Linked DNA regions of Homo sapiens: region 1 is linked to region 2. Evidence: chromatin contacts called from ENCODE Hi-C or POLR2A ChIA-PET data. All regions are on one chromosome and are shown on one strand. The core of a region is the stretch at or near the end of the contact, and the rest is flanking DNA. Distances in the headings are between cores, read along the strand shown.

Region 1 (3,195 bases), core at 122-2,621, 250 kb before region 2:
TGGTCTCGATCTCCTGACCTCGTGATCCGCCCGCCTCGGCCTCCCAAAGTGCTGGGATTACAGGCGTGAACCACCGCGCCCGTCCTAAAGTGATTTTTTTTTGAAAGTATAAGTTTCCTCATCATCTGAATGAAAAAAATTCACTGTAGGAGGGCCAAGAGATCACCAGATTAAGAAAAGTGTTGAAACAATGGATCTTGTTCTAACTACACAAGTCTAAGATGGTACTGCCTGGAATCAACTTTGATTTTCCACAGCACAAATAAAGGTCATGGCTTCATATCTCAGCAATGGTCAGGAGTTTTAGTTTTTCCAGATTACATTGTGTGGGGTAGTCTGATTTAGGAAAACAAGACACAGTATCTGGAGAATAAAAACAGAATTATAACTCTGCAAGAGGAAAATTATCTGCCTTGAATTTTTGTAGCACTTAATGTTTTTTCAAGGTATTTTCACAATAAACGTTGATTTTATCTATGTAACAGCCCTGTGAAGAAGGCAATTACTACTAGCAAAATCGTTTTCAAAATTTTAAATACTGAATCCATGAATAGGAAAAAGGACAGCGAAGTTGATAGCATTAGAGAAATGACAGAAAAGGTTATGAGTGAGGAAGCGAATCATAGAAATGGCAAACATAAAAAGCTGAGGCCCACGGCACCGCAAACCAGGAGAGAAAGGGGCTAATCTGGCAGGGGAGAACAGCGTTAGTGGGGAAGTGCAAAGAGGCAGGGGCGCAGGAAAGCTGGGGTTAGGAAACTGCAATTCACTGCAACAAAGAGGATGAGGTCAAATCTGAGAAAAATGAAGTCAGGTGGCATTGAAAGCTGCGTGGAAGTTTTATTCCTGCCCTGTTGAGGTGTGATCTTTCACAGAGGAGGGTCCCAAGAGTGGAGGCTGTGCCCTCCTTCGGCCTCCCGTCAGCAGCAGAGGGAGAAAAGCCTCGAGAAGTTCCCTAGGCCGATGACCTCCATGGGGACGGAGCCGAGATGAGTCCCGGAGGGAGCCGGCAGGAAGCCAGCTGAGCAGGGTGGTGTGTTCCCGCCGGGCTAACAAAGGCCGCCGGGAGGTGGGGGCTTCTCCAGCCGCTCCAGCGGCGGGCGGGCGGCGGAAGGGTTAACTGCACCACCAACTCCCGCGCGCATCCCGGCCCCTACCCCCGCCGTCGCTAGGAGACGCCGGAAGTGGGGGAGGGGCCGGCGGCGCGGGCGAGGGTGGGAATCTTTTTCGGGCTCCCGGGGGCGGAGGGAAGGGAGCGCGCGTGCGCGCGCCCGGCCGGCCGTCGCCGCGGTGACCGTCCTCGGAGTCCGTCGGCTCGCGCCCCGCCCCCGTCGCCCCCTCCCCTGTCGCGCGCTGGGGCTGTTTCTCGCTCCTTCCGAGTTACCGCCGCCGTCGCCGCCGCTCCTCCTCTCCCGGTCCTGGGTTTCCTTGGCGCTGCGGCCGCCGCTCCCTCTGCGACCTGTATGAGGAGGAGGAGGAGGAGGATGTGAAGATGGCGGAGCTGCAGATGCTGCTGGAAGAGGAAATCCCGGGGGGCCGCCGGGCCCTCTTCGACAGCTACACAAATCTGGAACGGGTGGCCGATTACTGCGAGAACAACTACATACAGGTGCGAAGCATCCCCAGCTGGGCCGCGTCGGGGACCCCCCCGCCGGGGGCCGCGCGCCTCGGGGCGTGGGGCCGAGGCCGCCTCGGGGACACGGCCCAGCGGAGCCCCCGATGGGGGTGGGGAGCTGGGTGAGGGCTGGGGCTGGTGAATGGGTGGGAATTCTCCGGCTGGAGAAACTGCATTTTAAAAACCTTTAAAAAAGCGGTGAAGCAGTTCTCGGCGTGGTGCGTGTGTCGCGTCCCGCCTCCTCGCCGCTCCCGCCCTCGGCCGCCCCCGCACTCCGCGCCGGTCAGCGTTCCGGATGGCGGAGGGGGCGGAGAGTGGCATTTTCTGTTTGACGGAATCCTGCTCCCCACCTTAGGGTAGGGGTGTCGCGGGTGTTGACGGGTTACCTCCATCCCCCAAATTCTGGATGATTTTTAAGGGGTTATCTTGCTGCAGAGTGAAGTGCTTCAGGCTTCAGTTTTCTGTTCCTGTGAATGCTTCAGAAACCCTTTCTTAATATTTTATGTTCTAAAGGGGATACGGTAGAAGAGCAGCAGTTTCTTGTTGGAAGTTAATGCCATTTTTTTCCCTATGGAGAAGGATGATGAGCTGATTCCCCCCTCCCTCCTAGTTCTGTTAGAATAGGCAGTTTTCCTGGGGGTGGGAGGAGGACAGACTATGACTGTTTCTTAGAGAGAATTGGGAAGATGAACCTCCTGGTTTAATTTTTTTTTTTTTTTTTTTTTTTTACCGTGATGGATCGTTTGGCTCAAGGGCTGATAGTGGTAGGGGCGTGTGTATGGAGGCGGGGGATACCGGATGGTATGAGATCCAGCTGCTCCTGGATGAAGCAAAATATTCTGTGGATTAAAAAAATCCTTCTTTAAAAATTACTTGAAAGGATAGCAGGTTAAAAGGCACAGTTTGCAAAATCTAAAATCTTTTGCTTTTTTTTTTATGGTTATTTTGAATTATGGGTTCTGCCTCCATTTTTTTTCTTTCCCGTTTAAATTCTCTTGGGATAAAGATGGAAATGGAAGCAATATGTTAAACTGTTTCTTCACAGTCTTTTTTTTTTTCCTTTTTTCTTGCTCCCACCTCCATCTCTCCAGGGATCCTTCTTTTTTCTTTTCTTTTTGAGACACAACCTCGTTCTGTAGTCCAGGTTGGAGTGCAGTGGCGCGATCTCGGCTCACTGAAACCTCGGCCTCCTAGGTTTGAGCAATTCTCATGCTTCAGCTTCCCGAGTAGCTGGGACTACAGGCGCCCGCCACCACAGCCGGCTAATTTTTGTATTTTTAGTAAAGATGGGGTTTCACCATGTTGACCAGACTGGTCTCGAACTCCTGACTTCAAGTCATCCACCCACCTCGGCCTCCCAAAGTGCTGGGATTATAGGCGTGAGGCACCTTTCTTAACATTAGCTATATAGGAAAGCATTTTCATGTCTTAGTGTAAATTTTAAAAAACAGGTGTTACAATTTTATAGGTTCATAAATTTTGTAATGGCCACATTGTTGATCGCGGAAGTGAGATTTTGTTTGATTAGACATACTGTTATCTTGTAGACAACATTTGTATTTGAGAATGACCCGAACCAC
Region 2 (2,992 bases), core at 377-2,876:
TATTTTTTAGTGACAGGATTTTGCTATGTTTCCCAGGCTAGCCTCCAACTCTTGGACTCAAGCAGTCCTCCTGTCTCAGCCTGCTAGTAGTTGGAACTAGCGACATGCCCACGATATATTTTATTTCTGTATTGCTTTGTACCTCTCAAAGCCATTTGCATGCATGCCCCCTTTTGACCTCAAATCAGTCCTGTGGGGATAGAGAGAGATCTTTTGGGTAGGAATAAATACACAGAGAGAATATATAATCTGTTTATTGAAGTTCACCACCATTGTAAATACTGTCTTCTATTTTAAGACTATTTTTCTTCTTTGGATTGAAGACATGTAGATAGACAATATTGCTACACTATTTTTTTTTTACAACCTTAAGTGCTGATAGAGATCAGATAATTAGATAAACAATCCCTGATATATGTAAGAGTAAACACTCCACATGGATACTATATGTAAAAAAATAAACAATGGAAACATCATTGAGATAAAATTAGATAATTATTTTTATTTATTGAAATTAACACTGAAAGTGGAATGTTCCAACACTGTTAGGGATTACAGTGAGACAGTTTGACTTTATCTTATTCCTGAAGATGTTTTCACTCTTTCAATTTGACAACTCTTCTATAAAAGCCTTTACCTGGTGGATTAACAGTTTGAGGTATTTAGAGTTAAAGAAGCGTTGTTCAAGAGATTGGAGATAAAAGCAGGGGCGGGGGGAGTTAAAGAGGAGGAGACTCATTTATTCATGAATTCTTTCATTCATCCATTCCTTTAACATTTATTGATACCACTATGAGTTATGTACTAGATATTGTACTAGATCTGGGAACATGGAGTTGCTTTCTTTCATGAAAGACTTTCTGATGGAAGAAAAGAAATAATATCATTTTGAGGGGAAGAGTTTTCCTTGAAAACCTTGAAACTACTCTGGTGTTGGTTTCAAGCAATGGTGTGTTTTTAGAAAATCAAAATTTGCCAGGACTGGTCATGTTTCAACTAGTGTGTTGATTTAATTCTTACTCAAGGGAGAAAATTGCCACTTGGATCATCAACCCCAGTTTCTGTGGAATCAGATCTTTCTCCCTGCCTCTGAAAGCCCTTATATAAGAACTGTCCAGAGTTAAATGAGGGGTGACAAGTTCATAACGCAGAAGGAACATTGTGTCTCTGGGCTATCAAAACATTGATCACCCATCCAGCCATTTAGCAGGGTATTCCCTTGAAAATCTCTGGCTCCTAATGAACAGTATAAATATGTGAATAGGAAGGCTAGATTTGGAAAGCTGTCTGTATGAGAAGAAAGTACACTGATGACAGAACACACATATGTATCCCATGAGTTGGCAGCAGTGTGATTATGTTGACGATGTTGACATTTGACAGTCAGAGCCCAGGACATGATGTCTTTGAGAAATTCTTCTTAAGTTGGGTATATTTTTTCCTAGTAGAGTAAGAGATAGAGTTGGAAGTGATTGCCTATTCTATACTGATAAGAAAGACATAGGCTTTGTAGAGTTCAGGACCTTGGCTGGCACTTCTCTTGGCTGATGAAGCAAGCCAGCATGGCCAGTTCTACTGGTGGTTATCTGAGCCAGTCTGCACAGGTCCCTGATTGCTATGAATCAGCACTCGTAGGTTCCACAGGCAGTAAGGAACCAGAAATACTGGTTTCTACCAACAGTTGGTCTCAGAAGGACTGGTGTGACTAACCAACTGTAAGAACAGCCTCAAATCCTTTCTGGGAAGAGGCAGGGTTTATAAATAAACAGAAAACAAACACAACTGACTCAAACTGAAATTTGTGGCTCTGGTTTGATGTGGTGAATGTATTTAATGTAGCCCAAGAGAGAAAGCTGAGGTCTCTACATTTATGAAATTACTAAAAGATTGCAATCACTGTTCAGCATTGTCTAAAAATATCATGTACAGTGTCGAAGACTTGTACTAATCATATGATTAATAGAATGATTATGACAGTGCTCTATAAATAAGGGTATGAAGTGGCAGTGTAGGGGCCAAGGGAAAGCTTCCCCTTTGCCCTCTGAAGGTTGGCTGAAAAATCAACTCACAAAAGCAGATTAATTGGAGAAAAGGCATATAAATGTATTAATGTGTACACAGACAAGAACCGCAGAGTGATTACCCTGATCCCTCAGTGGGGTTCAGAAGCTTATAAGCCATCTTGAGCTTACACAAAGAAGGGGGGGGCTTGGATTGTGACAAAACAGTTTATGGTGACAAAACAGGTTATGGGAGAGGGAGAAGAGGAGGCCTGGCTAGCAAAGGTAGTCTTGCCTGCCGGGTAGCAGCCCTCAGAGAGAATAGAAGGTAAATGATTCCTTCAGACCTTTGAAGGTGTCAGACTTCCAGTTAATCTTTCCTAGATCCAGCCAAGGGAAAGTCTCAGAGAAAGCCTGGCTGCAGCAATGTATAGCTTCCAGATGCATATTTTCCTGACAATAGACAGCTTTCCAGGGCTACTTCTCTTTGCAGGCCCTCTGAAGAGCCATCACAAAGTATGTCAAATAAATATATTCTGGGGTGAAATATTTTTATTTCCTTCAATAGTGAATAGAGACAAGTATGGACTGTTTTAACAAAACAAAATAAAAGCATGCCAATAATAGACATTAGAGTATTAACTACTCATTGCATATGCCTGCAATTCTGTTTGTAATGGTAAATAATCTAGCATTTATGTAAACTTTTTTTTTTAATGCTTCCCCTCTGTTTGAAACTAAAAATTCCCAGGCTGGGTGTGGTGGCTCATGCCTGTGATCCCAGCATTTTGGGAGGCTGAGGCAGGTGGATCACCTGAGGTCAGGAGTTTGAGACCATCCTGGCCAACATGGCGAAATCCTGTCTCTACTGAAAATACAAAAATTAGCCAGGCATGGTGGTGGATGCCTATAATCTCGGCTACTCGGGAGGCTCAGGCAGGAGAATCACTTGAACCCCTGGGGCGGAGGTTGCAGTGAGCCAAGATCGTGCC

The links. A loop is a pair of places that touch in the nucleus more often than their neighbours do. ChIA-PET counts read pairs that join two places held with the same protein, here RNA polymerase II (POLR2A). Pooled maps may share reads with other maps.
Region 1: a loop to region 2 is called in a pooled map, with 2.9 times the contacts of the local background. The contact joins the promoter of ABI2 here to the enhancer-like site in region 2. A Hi-C loop is called at or near these places in 1 of 50 pooled maps. POLR2A ChIA-PET finds 5 or more read pairs at or near these places in 3 of 52 experiments (MCF 10A, OCI-LY7 and activated T-cell).

Annotation. Positions count from the first base shown.
Region 1 is chr2:203,327,023-203,330,217 of GRCh38, forward strand. It overlaps ABI2 (abl interactor 2), which reads left to right and starts at 1,372. Exons shown (of 12, transcript NM_001375670.1): 1 at 1,372-1,609. The coding sequence starts at 1,493. RefSeq lists an enhancer at 259-1,229 and silencers at 1,031-1,370, 1,127-1,314, 1,591-1,940.
Region 2 is chr2:203,577,630-203,580,621 of GRCh38, forward strand. No RefSeq gene overlaps it. Among named protein-coding and RNA genes, the nearest start is that of RAPH1, 44 kb to the left of the region's middle. Within about 2 kb of position 1,627, at least 12 of the 41 ENCODE cell types and tissues checked have a DNase peak (open chromatin) inside an H3K27ac peak, as active enhancers do.